Regions from separate parts of the Homo sapiens genome. Here region 1 is linked to region 2. The links are chromatin loops, found by intact Hi-C in ENCODE. Cell type or tissue: PC-3. All regions are shown on one strand. Links, peaks and the distances in the headings refer to the core of each region. The heading gives the core; the rest is flanking DNA.

Region 1 (5,378 bases), core at 205-5,204, 240 kb after region 2:
AGGCCAGGTGTTCAAGACCAAACTGGTCAACATAGCAAGACTCTGTCTCTGCAAAATTTTTTTTTAATTAGCCAGCATGGGCCGAGCATGGTGGCTCAAGCCTGTAATCCCAGCACTTTGGGAGGCCGAGGCAGGTGGATCACGAGGCCAAGAGATCAAGACCATCCTGGCCAACATGGTGAAGCCCATCTCTACTAAAAATACAAAAATTAGCTGGGCATGGTGGTACATGCCTGTAGTCCCAGCTACTTGGGAGGCTGAGGGAGGAGAATCACTTGAACCCGGGAGGTAGAGGTTGCAGTGAGCCGAGATCGCACCACTGTACTCCAGCCTGGGCAATAGGGTGACACTGTCTCAAATAAATAAATAAAATTAGCCAGCATGGTGAGGTGCACCTGTAGTCATAGCTACTTAGGAGGCTGAGGTGGGAGGATTGAGCCAGGAGTTTGAGACTGCAATGAGCTATGATCATGCCACTTCACTCCAGCCTGGGCAATGCAGTTAGACCCCACCTCAGAAAAATAAAACTTTCAGGCAAGATCATCAGTTTAAAACTATTGAGGCTCCTTGATGTTCCTTTTGTCAAAGATGAAAGTGCTCAGGTAACATTATGACTGTAGTACTGAATGCCCAGAAACTGCCACAAAACCAAAGCAAATGCTTGTTACGGTACCCAGGAGATAGGCATGGACTTTTTAGTTTCTGTGGCAGACATGCTGACCACAGACTGCCATAAGTAGCACAGTGGAAGTTTCTATGTTTAACTCAGAATATGCAAATTTTTAAAAAATGAAATTTGAAAGCATGGGGAAATTTTTATTTTTATTTTTTTTAGAGGTGGGGTCTCACTATGTTGCCCAGACTGGTCTTGATCTCCTGGCCTCGAGCAATCCTCCCTCCTCAGCCTTCTGAATCACTGAGATTACACATGTGAGCCACCCTGACCCAGCAAGAGTTTTTCTTTAATTGAATGAAATAAAACCTATGTGAATACATGTACAGCCATACATTAGATAACATACTGATGGACAAAATTATAAAATAAGAAATGAGATCAGAAACATAGTAATGATGGGCTATTTCAGTCGTGACATAAGTCTTACTTTTTTTTTTTTTTTTTTTTTTTTGAGACAGAGTCTTGCTCTGTCACCCAGGCTGGAGTGCAGTGGTGCTGCGATCTCAGCTCACTGCAACCTCTGCCTCTCCCAGGTTCAAGTTATTCTTCTGCCTCAGCCTCCTGAGTAGCTGGGATTACAGACGCCCGCCACCACAGCCAGCTAATTTTTGTATTTTTAGCAGAGGCGGGGTTTCACCATGTTGGTCAGGCTGGTCTTGAACTCCTGATCTCATGATCTGCTCGCCTCCACCTCCCAAAGTGCTGGGATTACAGGCGTGAGCCACTGCGCCCGGCCTGTACTTTATTTTTTATTTTTTTTTTTAATTTTTTTGAGAGGGAGTCTCGCTCTGTCACCCAGACTGGAGTGCAGTGGCGTGATCTTGGCTCACTGCAACCTCCATCTCCCAGGTTAGAGCGATTCTTCTGCCTCAGCCTCCCAAGTAGCTGGGATTACAGGTGTGTGCCACCATGCCTGGCTAATTTTTGTATTTTTAGTAGAGACAGGGTTTCACCGTGTTGGCCAGGCTGTTTACGAACTTCTGACCTCAAGCAGTCTGTCCACCTTGGCCTCTCAAAGTGCTGGGATTACAGGCATGAGCCACCACACCCAGCTTTTTGTACTTTAGACAGCTTAAGGAAAAGCTATGTAATAACTGGCTGGCCCTGGGAATTTGGTAGGTTAACAGAATGAGTCTTTGCCTAACCTCCTCTTAGAAAGTCGCATTTGTTAGTATAGGGCTAGGGAATATGACCACCACTCACTGTCTTTGAGACCTACCTATAATGAATGATAGGATATAAGAGATTAGTATTTTATAAGGTTTATGAAATGTACTCCTAAACCTGCTTTTTGTTTTTTATTTTTCTAAATCATCATGTAGTGCACCTGGAAGTGGTCCCATGTTCAAACCAACCACAGTGGCTGTAGATGAAGAAGGTGGAGAAGATGATAAAGATGAATCAGCTACAAATAGTGGCACAGGTGCCACTGCTTCTTGTGGCCTGGGATCTGAATTCTCCACAGATAAAGGAGGCCCTTTCACTGCAGTACAAATCACTAATACCACTGGACTGGCCCAGGCTCCTGGGTTAGCCTCCCAAGGCATCAGCTTTGGCATTAAGAATAATCTGGGGACCCCATTGCAAAAATTGGGAGTGTCATTTTCTTTTGCCAAAAAGGCTCCTGTCAAACTCGAATCAATAGCATCAGTTTTCAAGGACCATGCGGAGGAAGGGACCTCTGAAGATGGAACAAAACCCGATGAGAAGAGTTCTGACCAAGGACTGCAGAAGGTAGGAGACTCTGATGGGAGCAGTAATCTTGATGGTAAAAAAGAGGATGAAGACCCTCAGGATGGAGGGTCCCTTGCCTCAACATTATCCAAATTAAAAAGGATGAAACGAGAAGAAGGAGCTGGGGCTACAGAGCCTGAGTATTACCACTACATCCCCCCAGCACACTGCAAAGTAAAACCTAATTTTCCCTTTCTACTTTTTATGAGAGCCAGTGAACAAATGGATGGTGATAATACTACACACCCAAAGAATGCCCCAGAGAGTAAAAAAGGCAGTTCTCCCAAGCCTAAAAGCTGCATCAAGGCGGCAGCAAGCCAAGGAGCAGAAAAGACAGTTAGTGAAGTCTCTGAGCAGCCGAAGGAAACCAGCATGACCGAGCCCTCAGAACCAGGAAGCAAAGCTGAGGCAAAGAAGGCCTTAGGAGGGGATGTAAGTGATCAGAGTTTAGAAAGTCATAGTCAGAAGGTTTCAGAGACCCAAATGTGTGAGTCCAACTCTTCTAAAGAAACCTCTCTGGCCACCCCAGCAGGGAAAGAAAGCCAAGAAGGACCCAAACATCCTACTGGTCCCTTCTTCCCAGTTTTGAGCAAAGATGAAAGCACTGCCCTCCAGTGGCCATCAGAACTATTAATTTTCACCAAGGCAGAACCCTCCATTTCATACAGTTGTAACCCTTTATATTTTGACTTTAAACTTTCAAGGAACAAAGATGCCAGAACTAAAGGAACAGAAAAACCAAAGGATATAGGAAGCTCCTCAAAGGACCATCTCCAAGGCCTAGATCCTGGTGAGCCAAATAAAAGCAAGGAAGTGGGCGGAGAGAAAATAGTACGTTCCTCAGGAGGCAGAATGGACGCACCTGCTTCAGGGTCTGCCTGTAGCGGCCTGAACAAGCAGGAGCCTGGGGGTAGCCATGGGTCTGAGACAGAAGACACAGGGAGAAGCCTTCCCAGCAAGAAAGAACGATCTGGGAAGTCCCACCGGCACAAAAAGAAAAAGAAGCACAAAAAATCCAGCAAACACAAACGTAAACACAAGGCTGACACAGAAGAGAAAAGCTCTAAGGCAGAGTCAGGGGAGAAATCTAAGAAGCGCAAGAAACGAAAACGAAAGAAGAATAAGTCATCAGCCCCAGCAGATTCTGAACGAGGACCCAAACCAGAACCCCCTGGGAGTGGCAGTCCCGCACCACCAAGAAGAAGGCGGAGAGCTCAAGATGACTCCCAGCGGAGATCCCTCCCAGCTGAAGAGGGGAGCAGTGGCAAAAAGGATGAAGGTGGGGGTGGTAGCAGCTCCCAAGACCATGGTGGGAGGAAACACAAAGGTGAACTTCCACCTTCATCCTGCCAGCGAAGAGCAGGCACCAAACGGAGCAGCCGGTCTAGCCATCGGAGCCAACCCAGTAGTGGAGATGAGGATAGTGATGATGCTTCCTCACACCGGCTGCACCAGAAGTCTCCATCCCAGTACAGTGAGGAAGAAGAAGAGGAAGATTCAGGCAGTGAGCATTCCCGCAGCCGCTCAAGGTCTGGCCGGCGCCATTCCTCGCATCGTTCCTCCCGGCGTTCTTACTCAAGTAGCTCAGATGCCTCTTCAGACCAGAGCTGCTATAGTAGACAGCGCAGTTACTCTGATGACAGCTACAGTGACTACAGTGACAGATCACGAAGGCACTCCAAGCGCTCCCATGACTCAGATGACTCAGACTATGCCAGCTCCAAACACCGATCAAAACGGCACAAATATTCATCTTCTGATGATGACTATAGCCTCAGTTGCAGCCAGTCCCGAAGCCGATCTCGGAGTCATACCAGAGAGCGCTCAAGATCCCGGGGCCGCAGCCGCAGCAGCAGTTGTAGTCGTAGTCGAAGCAAGCGGAGAAGCCGTAGCACCACAGCCCACAGCTGGCAACGGAGCCGGAGCTATAGCCGGGACCGCAGCCGCAGCACCAGGAGCCCTTCCCAGAGATCAGGCTCCAGGAAGAGATCATGGGGTCACGAGAGCCCTGAGGAGAGGCATTCTGGGCGTCGGGACTTCATTCGTTCTAAGATCTACCGCTCCCAGTCCCCCCACTATTTCCGATCAGGCCGGGGAGAAGGTCCTGGGAAGAAAGATGATGGCAGAGGAGATGACAGTAAAGCAACAGGTCCACCTTCCCAGAACAGCAACATTGGCACAGGAAGAGGGTCAGAAGGTGACTGCAGTCCTGAAGACAAGAACTCTGTCACTGCCAAACTGCTACTGGAGAAGATCCAGTCAAGGAAAGTGGAGAGGAAACCTAGTGTGAGTGAGGAGGTGCAGGCCACCCCTAATAAAGCTGGGCCCAAGCTCAAGGACCCCCCACAAGGTTACTTTGGGCCCAAGCTCCCCCCATCTCTTGGCAATAAGCCTGTCCTTCCACTGATAGGGAAGCTCCCAGCTACCCGAAAGCCCAATAAGAAGTGTGAAGAGTCTGGCTTGGAAAGGGGGGAAGAGCAAGAACAGTCAGAGACAGAAGAGGGGCCCCCAGGGAGTAGTGATGCCCTATTTGGGCATCAGTTCCCTTCAGAGGAAACAACTGGCCCCTTATTAGACCCACCCCCAGAAGAGTCAAAGTCTGGAGAAGCTACTGCTGATCACCCTGTGGCTCCACTAGGCACCCCAGCACATTCTGACTGCTACCCTGGGGACCCAACCATCTCCCATAACTACCTCCCCGACCCCAGTGATGGGGACACCCTGGAGTCCCTGGATAGCAGCAGTCAGCCAGGCCCTGTGGAGTCCAGCTTGCTGCCTATAGCACCAGACCTTGAGCATTTCCCCAGTTATGCACCTCCCAGTGGGGATCCTAGTATTGAGTCAACAGATGGGGCTGAGGATGCTTCACTGGCCCCCCTGGAAAGCCAGCCCATCACCTTCACCCCTGAGGAGATGGAGAAGTACAGCAAGCTCCAGCAGGCTGCTCAGCAACACATCCAGCAGCAGC
Region 2 (5,378 bases), core at 115-5,114:
ATTCTGGAGGCTGAGGTGGGAGGATTGCTTGAGCTTGCCTGGAGGTTGAGGCTGCAGTGCACCTCTATCACAACATTGCACTCCATCCTGGGTGACACAGTGAGACCCTGTCTCTTAAAAAAAAAAAGCAGCAAATATCTTATTTGTAATAATTTTCTTTTTTTATGCAGGTATTTTGGCATCATATATGTCAGACTCCCTAACTAAGTTAGGCATTTGCCCATAAATTTAGGAACAATTGTCCCGAGTTTCCTCCAATTTCTTTGGTAGGAAGGAGAATGTAAAATATATTAATGCTTTTTCTCACTCTCCTTTGCTCTTTCTCTTTTTTTATATAATAATTTTTCTTGGAGGTGGGAGGTTTTGAGACAGGGTCTCAATCTGTCACCCAGGCTGGAGTACAGGCACATTCTCAGCTCACTGCAGCCTCAACCTCTGGGGCCCAAGCCATCCTCCCACCTAAACCTCTCAAGTAACTGGGGCCACAGGTGTGTGCCACCACACCCAACTAATTTTTGTATATTTTGGAGAGACAGGGTCTTGCCATGTTGCCCAGACTGGTCTCAAACTCCTGGGCTCAAGCACTCCTCTTGCCTTGGCTTCTCAAAGTGCTGGGGTTACAGGTGTGAGCCATCATGCCCAGCCTCTCTCTTTATATATATAACTAGGGTTTTATACCTAGCACATTCGAAGACTTGAGGACAATAAAAGTGGCTCTTCAACATACAAATGCTGGGGACCTTTGAAATAAGACATAAGTTTGTGACTATACCCATAAAAATTTTGGAAATCAAACACATTTTAAAAATTGTGTTCTGTGCCAATCACCTTGTTTTGATCTGCCGCAATCATATTTTTTTTTGTCATTAACAACATGGCTAGCTTCAACCATCAGTTGAATAATTTTATCTAAATTAGTGGATCTCCCACTTCAGCCTACATCAGAATTACCTAGAGCAGGGGTCCCCAACCCCTGGGCCATGGACCAGTCTGGTGGAGGTCCATGGCCTGTTAGGAACTGGGCTGCCCAGCAGGAGGTGAGCAGCAGGCAAGCCAGTATTACTGTCTGAGCTCTGCCTCCTGTCAGATCAGTGGTGGCATTGGAATCTCATAGGAGTGCGAATCCTATTGTGAACTGTGCACGCGAGGGATCTAGGTTGGCACTCCTTGTGAGATCTAATGCCTGATGATCTGGAGTGAACAGTATCATCCCGAAACCATCCCCTGCTCACTGTCTGTGGAAAAACTGTCTTCCAGGAAACTGGTCCCTGGTGCCAAAAAGGTTGGGGACCATTACCCTAGAGCATTTGTTAGAAAACAGATTGGCCCAAATCCCAGAGTCTCAAATTCAATAGATCTCGGGTGGGGCCCCAGAATTTGTGTTTCTGAGGTGATATTGATGTTCCTGGCTAGGGGACTTTGAGAAGTTCTGTTTTAGCCAGGTGCCGTGGCTCATGCCTATAATCCCAGCACTTTGAGAGGCTTCTTGAATGGACTGCTTGAGTCCAGGAGTTCGAGACCAGCCTGGGCAACATAGCCAAACCTTATCTCTACAAAAGACACAACAATTAGCTGGGTGTGGTGGCCCGCGCCTGCAGTCCCAGCTACTGGGAGGCTGAGGCGGGAGCATTGCTTGAGCCCAGGATGTCGAGGCTGCAGTAAGCTGAGATGGTGCTACTGCACTTCAGCCTGGGGGACAAAGTGAGACCCTGTCTCAAAACAAATAAATAAATAAAAATAATGATCTCTTGAACTGAAAATCAAAGTAAGTTATTTGGTATTATGTAGAGTAGGCCAAGACACCAGTATCAAAATGTTTCACTTTTACATAGTGAGACCCCTTCTCTATCAAAATAAAAAGGTGAACTTTTTTTTTATAGGGATGAGGTCTCACCACTCTGTCACACAGGCTGCAGTGCAGTGTCACGATCATAGCTCATTGTAGCCTCGAATTCCTGGGCTCAAGCGATCCTCTCACCTCAGCCTCCTGTAGTTTCTACTTTTTAATGAGTTGTGTTAATATTTTATTGACATACCTATTTATTTTTGTCAATCGAGTGAATTCCACCAATTATGGAGCTGTTTTGGTGTTGTACAGATAAAACCTCCAAATAAACAGGTAGCTGGATGGGACTGGTCCATCCAGTCCCATCCAGCTATAGTTAGATGCAGTTTTGTCTGGTTATTTGTGTGGTTGTTGCACTGTTCTAATTTAAAAGAAAGGAGGACTCCCATCTGATTAGCCTGGTGGAAAGCTATATTCTGTATTGGTTAGAGCTCCTAAATGATCTCCAAAGGGAGTTAAGGGGATTGTGGTGATGTGGTTTGCAGGTCAGCCCACTAGCTATTAAGATCAAACCACGCCTGGAGAGTTTGACTGTTTCTGTTTACTCAGTACTCCCAGGCTCACACTCCTCCTGCCATCTTGGTTATTATTTTTGTTGTTTGAGCTTTCAATTTGGCTTTAGGAAAATGTCAAACATTTGGTGGGGGAGTTGCATGGGTCATGACTTTGACCAGTGCACTATTAGAAAACATTTTCAGGAATTTCTCATGCTGGGAGCAGTACTGAAAAACTAAAATTATATATATATAAATAAAATTATGAACGTATAAAAACTGTATATATATAGTTTTTTAACTTTAATTTCCACTTCTTTCTTAAGTATGGTTTTTACATTTTACAAAGAAAGCACTGCTGGTTGTAGAAAGGTTAAGTAATACACAATGGGTTAAAGAAAAAGAAAAAAATCTCCTAGAGATTGCACCATACTGTTAAAGAAAAGCCTTCAGTCACACACACACAGAGAAACACTGGGCACAATTTTAACTACCACATGGTAGTGGTAAATATCTCCATGAGATGGTGCTCAAAGATTAGTTTTAGTTTCCATCCTGACTATTGTGAAATTACAATCAAAATTTATGTAGGTGAGTTCATGCCCTTTAATGTTCATACACATCTTTGTGTGTGTTTTATTGTATTTAGGGTGATTATAAAATTTCGCCCCTTTGGGGCTTTTGGTCATTACATTGTTTCTTTGGAAAATGTTATAAAAGAGATGAGGAGGACATTGTAATGTGTACCCAATTTTCACCAGACAGTATTTTATGGAAATCTTTCCAAGTTAGAATATACATATATATGATATTTATAATCCTTTTAAAGTCTTTCCTTATTTGAATATTCTGTAATTTATCATTAATCTTCAGATTTAATTGATTTGATTGTAAAATTAATACATGCTTGCTGTAAAACATTTTAAGACAGTACACAAATGTACAAAGTAAAATTTAAGTTTCTTCCCCCATCTTCCCCACCCCCTTCCAGAAGTATTCAGTTAATAGTTTGGAATTATTCCTCCAGACCTTTTTTACCTTTGATACAAACAAAAGTAATATATAGTTGGATATTTATTTATTTATTTAATTTTTATTTTTATTTTTGAGACACAGTTTCGTTCTGTCACCAGGCTGGAGTGCAGTGGCACGATCTCGGCTCACTTCTGCCTCCTGGGTTCAAGCAATTCTCATGCCTCAGCCTCCTGAGTAGCTGGGATTACAGGCATGCACCACCACACGCTGCTAATTTTTGTATTTTTAGTAGAGATGGGGTTTCACCATGTTGGCCAGGATGGTCTCGATCTCCTGACCTCATGATCCGCCCCCCTCAGCCTCCCAAACTGCTGGGATTACAAGCATGAGCCACCATGCCTGGCGGATTTTTAAATTTTAATTTTTTTAAAACAAAAACAGAGTCATAGTATAATGTACTATGATTCTGCAACCTTTTTAACTAACAATAAATATATCATGGTACAAATATCGAGGTATATGGTTTTTTAAATTAATTATTTACCTTTTCTTCTTCTTTTTTTTTTTTTTGAGATTCTGTCACCCAGGATGGAGTACAGTGGCGCACTCATGGCTCACTGCAGCTTCCTTTAGCCTCAAGCTCCTGGGTTCAAGTGATTGTCCCACCTCCGTCTCCCAAATCACTGCGACTATGGGCATGCACCATCACACTTGGCTAATTTTTAAATTTTTCATAGAAATGAGGCCTCACTATGTTGCCCAGGCTGGTCTTGAATTCCTGGGCTCAAGTTAGCCTCCTGCCTCTGCCTCCCAAAGTACTGGGATTACAGGCATGAGCCACCGTGCTGGGCCAGGTGTTTTTTTTAAAATGACTACATCATATCACAGAATATGGAGCAATCCTCTATTGAGGGACACAGGGTTTTTTCCTTAGCTTTCACTTATTATTTTTGTTTACTTGTCTTATTAACTCTGAATGATAAAGTTATAATAGAGTTATAATAGTTGTAATAGTGGGATTTCTGGGTTGAAGGGTAAACTCATTTAAAATGTTGATACATGAGGCTGGGTGTGGTGGCTCATGTCTGTAATCCCAGCACTTTGGGAGGCCAAGGCGGGCAGATCACCTGAGGTCAAGAGTTCGAGACCAACCTGGCCAACATGGTGAAACCCCGTCACTACTAAAAATTCAAAAATTAGCTGGACATGGTGGCAAGCACCTGTAGTCCCAGCTACTCGGGAGGCTGAGGTGGGTGAATTGCTGGAACCCAGGAGGCAGAGGTTGCAGTGAGCCAAGATCGCGCCACTGCACTCCAGCCTGGGCGACAAAGCTAGACTCAGTCTCAAAAAACAAACAAAAAAATGTTGATTCATGAGACAAAATTGCCCTCTAGGAAAGTTATACAATTTTATACCTTCACTAGAAGGTCAGAGAGGGTTGTTTCTTTATCAATCTGTTAAGCAATAGAAACATAGGCCAGGTGTGGTGGCTGACTCCTGTGATCCCAGCACTTTGGGAGGCTGAGGCAGGCAGATCATCTGGAGTCAGGAGTTCAAGACCAGCCTGGCCAATGTGGCGAAACCCTGCTTTACTAAAAATACAGAAATTAGCTGGGTGTGGTGGCATATGCCTGTAATTCCAGCTACTCAGGAGGCTGAGGCAGGAGAATTGTTTGAACCCAGGAGGCAGAGGCTGCAGTGAGCTGAGATGGCGCCATTGCACTCCGACTGGGTGATGGAGTGAGACTCTGCCTCAAAAAAAAAGCAATAGAAACAATATCATTGTTAGTTTTATTTGTATCGTTTTTCTGGATTACTAATGAGGTTAAACATATTTTCATATGTCTATTGACCACTCAGAATTCCTTTCTAAATTATCCATTCTTATTTTCTTTTCATTTTCTTTCTTTTTGCTTTTTTTCTTTTTTGAGACAGTCTTCCTCTGTCGCCCAGGCTGGAGTACAGTGGCAATGGCGCGATCTCAGCTCACTGCAGCCTCCACCTCCCAGACTCAAGCCATCCTCCCACTTCAACCTCCTGAGTAGCTAGGAGCACAAGCACAT

Evidence for each region. Hi-C counts contacts between places; a loop is a spot of excess contacts. Peaks named below come from ENCODE experiments on the same cell type or tissue, not always from the same donor. Only the 100,000 strongest peaks of a DNase experiment are listed, where the experiment ranks them.
Region 1: a loop joins it to region 2, with 5 times the contacts of the local background. A loop is called at or near these places in 5 of 110 quality-filtered maps.

The regions. Positions count from the first base shown.
Region 1 is chr17:44,398,074-44,403,451 of GRCh38, reverse strand. It overlaps GPATCH8 (G-patch domain containing 8), which reads left to right. Exons shown (of 8, transcript NM_001002909.4): 8 at 1,999-5,378. Among named protein-coding and RNA genes, the nearest start is that of ITGA2B, 11 kb to the right of the region's middle. RefSeq lists a silencer at 2,797-3,260. In PC-3, for the core only: CTCF peaks have their summits at 2,794 and 3,019 (motif pointing left); no DNase peak of the experiment used is centred there.
Region 2 is chr17:44,634,241-44,639,618 of GRCh38, reverse strand. No RefSeq gene overlaps it. Among named protein-coding and RNA genes, the nearest start is that of LINC01180, 13 kb to the left of the region's middle. In PC-3, for the core only: a CTCF peak has its summit at 2,858; a DNase peak (open chromatin) is centred at 2,848.